Regions from separate parts of the Homo sapiens genome. Here region 1 is linked to region 2. The links are chromatin contacts, found by Hi-C or POLR2A ChIA-PET in ENCODE. All regions are on one chromosome and are shown on one strand. Each heading gives the region's core, a stretch centred on a gene start or an enhancer-like site at or near the end of the contact. The rest is flanking DNA. Distances are from core to core; before and after follow the strand shown.

Evidence for each region. Hi-C counts contacts between places; a loop is a spot of excess contacts on that map. ChIA-PET counts read pairs that join two places held with the same protein, here RNA polymerase II (POLR2A). Pooled maps may share reads with other maps.
Region 1: a loop to region 2 is called in a pooled map, with 2.5 times the contacts of the local background. The contact joins the enhancer-like site here to the promoter of VSX1 in region 2. A Hi-C loop is called at or near these places in 1 of 168 maps with a recorded cell type or tissue (PC-9) and 7 of 50 pooled maps. POLR2A ChIA-PET finds 5 or more read pairs at or near these places in 3 of 52 experiments (PC-3, Panc1 and activated T-cell).

The regions. Positions count from the first base shown.
Region 1 is chr20:25,215,539-25,222,265 of GRCh38, forward strand. It overlaps ENTPD6 (ectonucleoside triphosphate diphosphohydrolase 6), which reads left to right. Exons shown (of 15, transcript NM_001247.5): 7 at 138-173; 8 at 1,110-1,198; 9 at 1,964-2,043; 10 at 3,012-3,076; 11 at 5,694-5,795. Among named protein-coding and RNA genes, the nearest start is that of ENTPD6, 23 kb to the left of the region's middle. RefSeq lists an enhancer at 6,031-6,727. Within about 2 kb of position 5,478, at least 10 of the 41 ENCODE cell types and tissues checked have a DNase peak (open chromatin) inside an H3K27ac peak, as active enhancers do.
Region 2 is chr20:25,079,488-25,085,912 of GRCh38, forward strand. It overlaps VSX1 (visual system homeobox 1), which reads right to left and starts at 2,654. Exons shown (of 5, transcript NM_014588.6): 1 at 2,186-2,654; 2 at 1-27. The coding sequence starts at 2,609. RefSeq lists enhancers at 2,643-3,172, 3,936-4,540, 4,541-5,146.

The DNA of each region.
Region 1 (6,727 bases), core at 4,228-6,727, 140 kb after region 2:
TGATCTGAAGGCTGGGTGTAGTGCGGAAGTGATCCCTTTATGCTCCCCAGATCTGCAAATAGTCATTTAACGGTCCTGTGTGTTATGCTTTCAGCATCTCAAGTGATTAAAATAATGCCTGTGACACTCTCTTGCAGGCGTTTCGGCGTGGATCACCATCAACTTCCTGACAGGTGTGTGCACACTGCATCACAGAGGCTAGCCGATCACAGACACCTGCGGAGGGCTCGACTGGGCCTTTCGAGAGCAGGAGCCTCATTTCTGCTCTTTAAGATAACCCCTCAGGGTTTGGCAGTGTTGCTGACTGACCATAGGGTGTTGGGGATGGGTGGGGTCACCCACCTGTCTCACAGGTGTAGATGCTAGGAGTGGGGTGCTTCTCTGCAGGTCTGGGGCATTTTTCTCCCAGCACAGCCCCTGCCCTGTCCCCTGCAGAACATCCACCAGGACCCCCATCCTCTCATTTCTAAGAGAAGTAACGAATCAAACCAGTCATATCTTCCAATATTGAATGTGATGTGAATGCTATTCACCTTCTAATTGGATTCCTCTGCTGTAGGTGGAACAGGGAACAGAAACATCTGTTTTTAGAAACAAGTGACAAGGAGTCATTTTTCTTAGTGCATGTGGATTTTTTGTCCCTTTGCTGGAATTATGGGAAAGAGCAGTGTTTCTGATGTACAGACAAAAAAGGAAAGAAGTTTCCTGTCAGGTTTGCCCATTTGCCACTTTGGGGGATAGAAATGTTAGGAGATGGGTTGGGAGCCTCCGCCTGAGATGCTCTGGGGAGTGGAGATGGGCTGATCAGAGCAGGGCCCAGCTCTTCCTGGGAGCTAAGCCAGCGGCCTCCCTCCCAGCTGATACGGCAGTTTCAGTATCTCCCCTGAAGGTTCATGCTGTCCCATCAGGATCCAAATTAAACCACAGCTGGTGGAGCCATTACTCTTGTCCCTTAGATATATAGTGTACCCTTAAATGGAGATTTGTCAATAGCTGAGCTACTTCTCTGTCTTTTCTTTCCCCTGAGGGCCTGGCTTTCACCCTGGCTTTTCTGCTGTTCTCGCGATCTTACTAATGCCCCTGTGCTGTTTTTGCTTGCTGTGCTCCAGGCAGCTTGAAAACTCCAGGAGGGAGCAGCGTGGGCATGCTGGACTTGGGCGGAGGATCCACTCAGATCGCCTTCCTGCCACGCGTGGAGGTAACAAGCCCTGCCGACCACAGCGCTCTTTCCACCCCGAGGCCACACCGCCATGGGGGTGCAGGGTGGGGCCTGCTGAGGTGCTGCGGGGTGGGGTGGGGGGTGGGGTTGGCCAGGTCTCTGGACCCCTGCGGTCATTTCCTCTTCTGAGAGCTGGACTCACTCACAGATGATGCTTCTGGCTTGGAGTTTTAATTCCACCAGGAAAAAAGCCAAAAACAGAAATTTGGTCTTTAGAGGGGTGATAAATTAGGGAATAACTGGAAACGTTTGGGCCAGAGGATATGAAGTGCTGCCTCTCTCCCCTTCAGGGTTCCGAAAGGAACAAGAGCAGAAAGATTTTGTCCAGTTCATAGGTTGGGAGGAAGCTTCCAGCCTTTTCAAGATAAATATCCTAAAGGAGATGAAAACACTTCCCATTGAGGCACCTGCTGCTTTAAAAACAGTTCCCTCCTCACCCACTCATCCTCCTGTTATGGGTAGTTTTCCATGGAAGGGTGGGCTCATAGGTACTGATATGATCGTCGTCATGTCTGGGCCGTGTTTGTCAGCATGGGAGAGGTTGCCTGTGGGAACGAAGCACCGTTCTTCACTGGGATATTGGCTCCTTATTGCCTGCTCCTGTCTCGCAGCCAGCGACCTAGTGAACAGCTCATTTAATTGGCTGCACCTGACCATCCCCTTTCTTTCAAATGAATTCAGTGGGTGGAGGAGAATTTTCTAGAAAGACCAGCAGGAAACATAGTTACCCTCGTTCTTCTCCAGGGCACCCTGCAGGCCTCCCCACCCGGCTACCTGACGGCACTGCGGATGTTTAACAGGACCTACAAGCTCTATTCCTACAGGTCTGCTTTCGGGAACAGGCGTGGGGAGGCGCCATGGGGTGGGTATGCAGCTCCCAGGGCCTCGCATGGCCCTCTTGAGGTCATGGATGGCAGATCTGGGAATCCCTGTGCTGGGAATCCACCCAGACCTCTCTCTCCTCCTCCTCCTTCTCCCGCCTCCTCTGCCCTCCTCCTTCATCCTTTAATGTGTCTACAGTATACGCACATTCACCCAGACCTCTCTCTCCTCCTCCTCCTCCCACCTCCTCTGGTCCTTCTCCTTCATCCTTTATCTATAGTATACGCACATTAACCCAGACCTCTCTCTCCTCCTCCTCCTCCCGCCTCCTCTGTCCTCCTCCTTCATCCTTTAATGTGTCTACAGTATACACACATTAACCCAGACCTCTCTCTCCTCCTCCTCCTCCCACCTCCTCTGTCCTCCTCCTTCATCCTTTAATGTGTCTACAGTATACGCACATTCACCCAGACCTCTCTCTCCTCCTCCTCCTCCCGCCTCCTCTGTCCTTCTCCTTCATCCTTTAATGTGTCTACAGTATACGCACATTCCTCCTTGTGCACATTCCTCCATGTGTGCTTATTCTGCTCTACTTTGGAGAAGGTTTGAGAAGTGGGAGGGACCATGGGCCACACAGGAGTGTTCCGGGCCACCTATTGCCACGTGCAGTCTTCAGTCGATTCTTGTTATAAAGCAGGAGCATCCCAGACTGGTGTCGAGTCGGTCCCACTCACCACAGTGTCTGCAGCTCCTGGATGAGCTCCTGCCATATGATAGGCCCTCGTGTGTTGAATTAATTAGCTAAGTTTCCTCAACTCTACAGAAACAGGCTTTTAGAAGGAGCAGAGAAGCTCACTAACTGCCTTGCTGCAAGCTCCCCCTTCCCCACTCGGGCTGGGTCTCAGAGGTGAGCCTGCCATGACCTGTACCTGCCATGGCAGCTGCCCTCACTGAGGTGTCATTCCCACAGCTACCTCGGGCTCGGGCTGATGTCGGCACGCCTGGCGATCCTGGGCGGCGTGGAGGGGCAGCCTGGTGAGTGGACATGTTGCCCCGGGCCCACTTTCACAGCCTCTGCCCTCCATTCTCAGTGGGAACGAGGAGCCCCTCGGGAGGGCACCAGCTTGGCCCTGCAGGAGAGGTCCCTCTGCCCCTCCCACCCCACTGCTGTCCCGCTGCATGCTGGGCACCCAGCCAGGCCAGGGCATGCGAGTGGAGGGGTGTGCTGCAGATCTTGTTGGTGGCACCCTGATGGGGCAGGAACCCAGGGTGGTGTTGTACCTGTCCACCTTCCAAGGTATTTCTTTCTTTATTTTGAGACAGTGTCTCACTTGCTCTGTCACCCAGGCTGGAGTGCACTAGCATGATCCCAGCTCACTGCAGCCTCTGCCTGCCGGGTTCCAGCAATTTTCATACCTCCGCCTCCCCAGTAGCTGGGACTACAGATGTGTACCACCACGCCCAGCTAATTTTTGTGTTTTTAGTAGAGACGGGGTTTCACCATGTTGGCCAGTATGGTCTCGAAATCCTACCTTCAAATGATTGCCTGCCTTGGCCTTCCAAAGTGCTGGGATTACAGGCATGAGCCATGACACCCAGCCCCAAGTTATTTTTTAAAAGATGCTGATGAAATCCCTTCTGAAGCACTGAGCTGAAACTGAGGGAACCAGGGAACTGCACACTCATCCCCTACATTGGGAGCTGGCTTTAGGGATGTGAAGACAGAACCTTGTACAGACAGCACAGGAGGGCTGTGGGGGGTGCTGGGTTCTTGCCGTCAGGGAAAGGTTTTCTCTCTCGCTCATGATTCCAGCCTTGCAAGAACATCCCTCCTCCCTTGCTCTGCGAAGGGTCATGAAATGTGGGCTTGGCCCTTCCTGAGACATGGAGTTGACCTGGGGACACAGCCTGCATCAGGGCCAGGGCCTCTGCTCCTTATAATGGGCATCACAGCGGGCATGGACTCTTAGGAGATCTCAGGATTGCCATGGTCTGCTTCAGGGGCTGGGGCACGGCCCTGAGGCTGGTGGTGCCTCTCTTCCCTGATGGAACTGGCCAGGCCACAGAGGCCTTCCCAAGGCCTTAGTGTCTGATGTGTGTATGAGGCGCTCACCAGCACCTACGTGTGCTCCAGCCAAATGCCCTTACCTCAGCCCCCAGCGCCCCATTGGCCCAGCACCCCTGCCCACTTCTTCCGAGGGCCTGGTATCTGACAGGGTAGGATGTTCAACTGGAATTTTCATTCTCCTGTGCATGCCCTACTTCAGTTCTTTCTTTCAAATCCTGGTGTTTATCTTCATAATGGTATTCCTTTTGTTGCAAACAAAAACCATGTCTATGTCTCAGAAACAGCTGCAGCCCTTATTCTGGGGCCAAAAAACACCTATTATTTAGCCAATGAGAAAAGGCAGGTACCTCTTTGCCCTTTGTGGTTCCCAGGGAGTCGTGGCTCAGACCCTGAGTCCTCTCACACCCAGCAGAGCAGCAAGAAGGTCTCATGGTCTCCTCGTCAGGCTGTACAAAGTGCCTGTTTTAGACATTTGGGGGCTGTGAGGACCCAGGAGAATGAGTCTCTGTTTTGTTACCGGTTATTGCGTAACAGACCCCCCAAGTAGAGTGAAAGAACAGCAAACAGCAGTCGCGGCTGGAATCTCACAGCAGACCACACAGGCTCATCTGGGCAGCACCTCCGCTGGGGTCCTGGGGATCTGTGCAGCTGCATGTGGCTGTGGCAGCTGTCTAGACCCTCCCGCTGGGGTCCTGGGGTTCTGTGCAGGTGCATGTGGCTGTGGCAGCTGTCTAGACGCCCCCTGCTGGGGTTCTGGGGGTCTGTGCAGGTGCATATGGCTGGGGCAGCTGTCTAGACTCCCTGCTGGGGTCCTGGGGGTCTGTGCACATGCCTGTGGCTGTGGCAGCTGTCTAAATCCCCCGCTGGGGTCCTGAGGGTCTGTGCACGTGCCTGTCGCTGGGCGGCTGTCTAGACCTGGGCGCTCTTCCACATGGCCTCGCCCCAGCAGAGCAGCCTGGGACACTTTTGTGGTGGCTTCAAAAAAGGAAGGCTACCCTGATGCCACCATTTCCTGCCCATTCCATCAAGGAAAGCAGGTCCAGGCCAGAGTCCAGGGATGGGACCAGCACCTTTCGGTGGGACAGCAGCCTGCCATCCTCGAAAGGTGATACTGGGGCCAGCCCTGGGACCAATACGCTTCCTTTGCTGGTTTTGAGCCCCCAGCTTGTGTGTATTGGAGCAGCAGATTCCATTCAAGGCATGGTGGCACCTGGTGGCACTTGTTCTGGCCCTGCCACCAACCTACCAGCTACTCACAGCCTCAGTCACCTATAAAACTGGGTAATGATGGCTCCCCTCCTAAAAGGACTGTCGTCACACTTCACTGAACAGCCCTTGGCCCAGTGCCTGGCACCCGGCGTGCCCAGGGCCGTGAGCTGGGCATGGTCCTGGTAGCGGTGTGCTTCCTGGCCAACGAGGCTTTGCTGCCACTTCCCAGGGAGGTGTTGCCTTCCCAGTGGACCTGGAAGCCACTCAGCTTCCCCCATCCTGTGTCAAGCCAGGGCCTCCGCGACTCCTAGCTCAGCCCTAGTCCATGGCGGTGATATACCTTCCTTTCTCTTTCCTTTTTAATCTCTGTTTCAGCTAAGGATGGAAAGGAGTTGGTCAGCCCTTGCTTGTCTCCCAGTTTCAAAGGAGAGTGGGAACACGCAGAAGTCACGTACAGGGTTTCAGGGCAGAAAGCAGGTACGGGGAGGGTTGCTGCCTGTTGGTTTCTGCGGGTGAGAGTGGTGGCCTCCTCTCCCCCTTGCCTTTCCCACATCCCATGGGACGTTCCACGGGAGGCTCCTGACCTCTCTTTGAAGAGCCTGTACCTGCCCTGGAAGTGAAGGTGGTTTGGCTGCAGGGGCCTGTGTCTGTGCTGAGAGCCAGCTCCTTCCCTCTGCCTCTGTTCAACATTCCCCTGACTGTCACCAGAAGCTTCCTCCTGAGGGCTGATTTCCTAACAGGCCTGCAGGGAGGAAGGACTGGACCAGCTTGGGGCTGAGATGCAGGGCTGGGACTGGGAGCCCAGGCACTCTGTGCTGTGCTGGGCGGGAATAGAGGGAGGGTCTGCTTCCACCCATCCTGCTCGAGGCTATGGAGCCCGCTGGCCCTGGGCAGGCTCTAGTGCTCTGCACCCTTGCAGTTTCTTCTGAGAGAAATGTTCAAACGCCATTCCCAGACTGGGCACTCGGCATGAGGGGTGCATGCCTTCGCGAACCGTTCAGGTCCTTCCAAGTCAATCACCCACTGGTGCGTGTACCGGGGGGCCGCATCAGGCACAGCAGGACTGCACAGCTGTGTCCCACAGGAGGAGCCAGACAGTGAAGCTCATCGGGAAAGCCTTCCAAGAGAAATAACACGGGGCGGGGATCTGAGAGGGCGATCGCAGCTGTAACTAGGACAGCCAAGGACGGCCTCGTGGGGTAACATGGGATCTAAGACAGGAGGAGGTTTCAAGAAACTGCGCAGATCTGAAGCAGCAGCACCCCAGGCCGCACAAGCAGCACACACCGGGGCCCTCTGTCAGCTGCTGTGTTTAATGAACGAGGAGGAGGTGGTGTGGCTTGGTGGGGGACACCAGGAGGAAATGAGATCGAAGGGTTGGAGCATGGGTCTGTGGACCGTGGGAACCC
Region 2 (6,425 bases), core at 1,404-3,903:
TCCTGTCTTCAGACTGGCTGTCCTCATCTGATGGCACAGAAAGAAGAAGAGGACTTTAAGGGTGATCATATCCCCTCTATTTCCTGGATTTTAATGTGAGGATTGAAGTTATGAACCTCTTGGGTACTTAAGTAGTTTACAGTATGAGCCAGCATTTTTAGTGCCTACTAGATCCCAGGCTCTGTGCTTAACACTGTCCATACATTATCTCAAGTATTCTTAATATAATAATAAAACACCAAAATGGCTGCTGCTATTATTATCATCCTATTTTTACAGATGAGGAAACTGAGGCACCGAATGGTTAAGTAATTTGCCCAAAATCACACAGGTAGTAAATGGTGAAGTTGAGAATTCAAATCCCAGATTATCTGAAGCCAAAACTACTCAGCCACTGATTGCACTTTCTATCCCCACACTGCTTCCAAACACATCCACCCCTATGCCCCCAGCCTCATCATCTTAACCTCTACACCAACATTTCCCAAAGGAAGTCTGGGGCTTGTGACATCAGAACCCTCGTCAGAACTGCAACCCTTCCCTGATGCACCAAATCAGAATCTCTGGAGGTGGGATCTAGGAGGCTCATTCTTGACAAGTGTGCTCAGATGATGTGTAGTTGCCCTTGAAAATTTGAGAACCACTCCACTGTGCTTTACCTTTTTATATCCAATACATCAAAAAGTCTAGATGGAAAAGAAGGTTAGAAGGCCAAACTATTGTGAGATTCATTGCTAGAAGGCATAATTGCCTCAAAATATCTTTAAAATGAATAAAGGCAAAAATAACTAAATAATACTAGTTTTACTCATCCATCAATTAGTTCACCAGAAACCTGGCTTGGATTAAAACATTCTGTATTGGGCTGTCCAACCTGATGAGACATGAGACACATAAGGTTATTAAGCACATGAAATGTGGCCAGTAAGATCAAGACATGCTGTAAACATAAATCACTTAATGGAGTTAGAAGACTTAGTGCTCCTAAAAAGTAAAATATTTTTGTATTGATTATGTGTAAAATGATAATATTTGCTATCATTGTTGGGTTAAAATATAGTATTTAGATTCATTTCACTTTTAATGTGACTGTGAGAAATTTCCGTCAAACATGAAATCACATTTCATTTTTCTTGGACAGCTCTGCTCCAGACTTTCAGAAATGCTGGCAGAGTTGGATTTAGCTGCCTTTGGTTTTGTAAGAAAGAACCCATCCCATGAAAACAGTTTTGCATTTTTAGTGACACTAATAGGGAGTTTCATTTTATCTTACGTAGAGCTCATGAAATAAAGTCCTTTTAGAGTGGAGCAAAAACCTGCCTGCCTATTGATCTGACATGCTTCCTTTTAGTATCAGAAGACCCAGTCTACTCTTTTTGCCTTGGCTGCCTGGATGCTCAGCTCTAGATTCTACCACATACCATCCTTTCTTGTGTAATTCTTTCTTTTCTCTCCCACACCCAAAACCACTCGTTTCCTTAGCCCTTGTCCTTTATAGAATTTCATTGCTTCCTTCTCTTTCCCCGCGACCCGTCTGGATTTCTTTGGGGAAATGGGTAGGCCAGGAACACATCTCTAGGCGTAACTACAATGAATCCCCAAGGTTGCTTCTTTCTCCTGCACAGGGGACTGGGAGGACGCTGCGCCGGCAGAGGAGCGCGGTACCCGGGACTCCCTTTTCAGCACCCCAAGGGGCGGACAGTTCCAGGGCTCGAGGCCCCGTACTCTTCCAGGACCCGTCAATCATTCGATCATTTCCGCCCGCGTTTCCACCTGGTACCTTGTTCGGTGCTGCTGGTGACCACCACAGGCCCGGGCCTTCCCGACCCACGCAGCTGCCAGAGGCGGAGACTGGCGCCTGGCGCTGGGGGGAAAAATGGCCCTCTGGAGATGGTTGTTGAAGACCCCAGGGTCTCATCAAAAGGTTCCACCCGGAACCAGGTGGTGGCGGTCTCACATCGCTGAGGGAACAGGACCCCGGATGAGAGGCAGGGATTTAGGATGCAGCAAGGGGCAGGCGGCGCAGCTCCGCGAATGCCCCTCCCGCGACGGGGCCTCGCTCTGGGCTCCCCGCCTAGATCTGGGCCGCTGGGGCCAGGGGTGCGGTGGGGCGATGGTCTGTGACCCCTGCGCGGCTCAGAGCCTAGGGGACAGGGGCAGGAGCGGAAAGCGCGGGCCTGATTACCGGACGTGGAGACGCTGTCGCTGCGCTTCTGGCGGCCGAGCGCAGGCGGCGGACGGCTGGGAGCCAGCGGGGCAGCGGGCTCGGGGCCCCTGGGCGGCAGGAACGGCACGTCCGCTAGGAGCAGGCAGGGTGCTCGAGCGGCCGCCGGCGGCTGCGTGCCGAAGCCACAGAGGAGGCCGAGTCCCAGCGGTAGGGCCCCACGCGCCAGGCTGGAGCCGTCAAGCCCCGGGCCCGGGCACGGCGCGACTGCCGGACCCTCGCAGCCAGATCCCTGTCCTGGGCCAGCGGGCGCCGGCAGCTCGGCCTCCAAGCCCAGCAGGTCCGTGATGGCGAAGCCCCGGGGGCGCGAGCCCCTAGGGGAACCGCCAGGCACCAGCGCCCTGCTGCTAGTGCGCCCGTCGGAAAGCGAGTCCCGGCCGGTCATGGTTCCTTAGCAAGCAAGGCGCGAGCCTCTCTGGATCCCGTTTGCGGAGGGCCCAGCTTAGAGGAAGCTTTATAGGATTGGGCTGCCGGTCGGGCGCGGGAGGCCTGAAGGGCTCCAATCAGCTGGGCGCGGGCGCGTCGCCGTTCCGGACCCCGCGAGATGGGGACGCCACCAGTTCCCCTCCCCTCGGTTACCGCCCACCCAGCTGCAGTCCCCTCAGTCACCTCCTTCTCCTCCTCTCTTCTGTCCAGCCCACCCCACCCCACCCCACCCCCATTCTAGGAGGGAGGGGAGGAAAGAAGGTAAGGGACAGTGACTCCGCTGTCTGCCTGTCCCTCGAAAAGTCGCAAGTTCTACATCCTGGCGTGGCCTTCTCCTTCCTTCCAGACTCTCTGGGTGGAGGCCCCACTCCCAGCTGCCCTGAAGCTTCTTTGATGCGACCCAACTGCCTATTAAGACCTAGGACCCCATTCCCAACCACACCCCGATGGCTACCCCATATATGTCCCCAGCCAGCCCTCCACCTCCGCCGCCGGTGCCACGAAGGCCTTCCTGTAAGAAGGCCTTCTCTGAAAATCCCCAAGGGGAAAGGAATGAAAACCGTGTATTTAATCCATGGTCATCCTACCTCCATCCCTTTAATCCATGGTCATTCTACCTCCATCCAAATCCACCCCCAGGTCCATCCCCAACACTCCACGGGCTGAACTGTAGGGGGTGGCAGACTCACAAGAGCTGGGGAAAGGGAGAGAAGCAGAGAGAGGAGTGGACTGCCCGGGGCTGAGACGGGCAGGGTACCAGGTTTAACCAACAAAACACTGTCGGCTCAGTGAAATGTGATTTCAGATAAAAAAGGAGGGCTTTTTTTTTTTGTAGGAGTATGTATCAGTATTTTATCCAGCAACCCTAAATTGGGGAGGAGTGGAGGGAGGTAAATTGAAATAAAATAGAGTCTGTCTACTGGAAAGCACACCTTTTCATCGGGGCTTACAATTTATTGTCCAATTTCACGATTATTCAAAGAAAGCCTGATTCTTTGAATAATCAGTGAAACTCTGATATTCGCTAAAGTTGGCCCCAAGCACGTGGGTAAGTAACTACTGGTTCGCGCTTTGAACCCAACCAGCCCTCATCGCTCGGAGCCCTGCGTCCCCCGCTTCCCAATCCCAGAACCCCGGAAGCAGATCTCCTCAGTCCCACTCCCTGAGGGTCCTACAGTCCGAGGTCCCGCAGCGAGGGAGGAGCAAACGCCTGAGCTCCGCGGGAACCCGGCGCGGCTGCCTGCGCGCACGCAGGGACCGGAGCCCGAGCCTGGGCCCTGCAAAGTGGGTCTCCCACTCGCTGCGCGTTCGAGTGGGGCCTCCGCTAAACATGCAGATTAAACAAGGGGCTTCCGATAAGGATAATTACAGGAGGCTGCGCATTGACTTTCCGTTACTAAAGGAAGACCCAAATCTCCCCCTTGCAAGCTGTTCCCGGGATTACCAAAACAATCACTTTCTTTTGAGATCATTGTCTTTTGAACCACTCCAGCTCGGGGCAGAACGCTTTAGACGCTGGCGTTGTTTTCCGCTCCGCGAGGAATTTTCCCCCAGATTTATCTCTGGGTTTAGGGAAGGCGTTGGGCATTCGGGACTGCGTAGTCGTTTGTAAATCCGAATTTGGGGTAGCAGTTAAGTGAGATACCTACGCTTCCACACAGTTTGTAGCCCGAGACCAGTCAGGCAGGCAGGGTAGTCGATTCTAAGGTGGCCCGACCGGGGTCGCCCGCGAATGGAAAGCCTAAGGGGCGAGGGCGGACGCGGGCGCCGTGCCTGCAGCCCCGGGTGCCGACCAAGTGGCCTCACCTGGGACAGGTCTTGGGGTCTCCCTCCCCTAGGTCTCCCTGGAAGGTAGGCGATCACGGGAGTGACAGACCCCGAGTAGATAGCCAGTGATCCAAAGACACCAAAAGGCCAGGCGGTAGGAGCCCAGCCTCAGACACTCTCTATAGTGACCGCGGCGCCTCGGGAAGGATCGTCTTAAACTCATTTTGCAGGTGAGAGCAACTGGGACTTATTAACCCAGTCACATCGGACACAGAGACGTGGCGAGGGCGACACAGAGCAGGAGACTCAATCAAGGAGCCCGTATTGGAGCTCTAAGGGGACTCAGAGATGCAGAAGGAACGAACTTCTAAGGGGTCTTGCAATTCCTGGACTGGGGCGTTCCTAATGCATCCCGGGACCCCAATGCCAGGGAGGGGCCTGCAGGACCCCAGCGGTGGGCGAGTTGTGTCCTGGGTCACCTTGTGTTTCGCAGCGTGGCGGTGGCAGGAGCCCAGCGCGGGAGGACATTTTCATAGCCTCCTACAGTGAGAAACGCCCCCCACCCGACGCTGCGCTCATCTGTGTCCCCGCTGTTGCCGGGGCTCTGGTATCCACTTGCGCGCCCTATGTGGTGGGGATCCACCCAGAGCCCAGCGTCAAGTTATACGGGCGCTTCACTCAGCGTCAGCCAAGACCAGGGAAGCGCTTCTTGCCGTTTAGGAGACGTCTGCAAGAGATAAAAAGCTAGCCCACGATCCACCCACAATCCTCGTGTCCCCGGGGTGCCCTCGCAGTTGCCAAACCTACGGGCCGCGTTTAGGGGAAGCCTCCGCGTCCTGGCGGCCAAAAGAATGGGCTCCTTCCAGCTTCCCCCTACCGGATACCACCTGCAAATCTATTGCCAGAGGCGCAGCTCCCGCGAACGTTCCCGCCCCGGGCGGCCCCCAGGAGTCGTTTTGGGTCCCTAAATCCGTTGAGGGTTCCGAATCTGTCTTCATCAGCCAGGATTACCCGGGATTTAACTAATGAATAAAGGTTCCTCAGCTCATTATTTTCTAAGGAAGATTTCCAGCCCCTCTGTCGCCGACCGCGAATGTGCCTTGGCAGCGCCAGGCTGAGGTTGGACCTGCTGTGAGTGGCTCAGCAGGCACCCCTCTTGGGCTTCTCAGAGCCGCGGCTGGCCAGGCTGGCGCGATAAAGTGCTCAGACACAATGGGGTGGGATGCCCCGAGAAGGTGAAACGGATCGCCCTGTGAGTCTGCAGAAATGACCCCCCACGGCTCCGTTCTTCTGATTTTCCTCCCACCTCTGGCTGCTCCATCTCGGATGCTTTTGTGTCTTCAGTTAAAAGTCCGGGCACAGTGGCTCACGCCTGTAATCTCAGCACTTTGGGAGGGCGAGGCGGGCGGATCACAAGGTCAGGAGTTCAAGACCAGCCTGACCAAAATGGAGAAACCCTGTCTCTACTAAAAATACAAAATTAGCCGGGCATGGTGATGCATGCCTGTAACCCCAGCTACTAGGGAGGCTGAGACAGAAGAATCGTTTGAACCTAGAAGGCGGAGGTTGCGGTGAGCTGAGATAGAGCCATTGCACTCCAGCCTGGGCAACAAGAGTGAAACTCCGTCTCCAAAAAAAAAAAAAAAAAAAAAAGTTGTGGCAGAGGCTGTTTGGCCCCACCCACCTCCAGCCTGACCCCTCCAACTGCACGCCTGCCCAGCCTCCAGTGCCCGCCACATCTTTACCTGGGGACTTTTCTCGACCTTCAGAGCTCACTCTGCCCACTAGCTAAAGGTGCCAATAATTAACACGTGGAGAAATGCGACACCAAACACTGACGGGAATTGCAATGTAAGCACCCCCCGCTACACACACACAAACACACCCCTGCACAGAGTGACTCTTAGAGGTGCCTTCTACTCCGCCTCCCAGAGATCCAAGCAGGAGGAGCTTTAGTTACTTGCTGATGATTGCATTCCATATTGCCTCGTATCTAAATGCTGTTGTG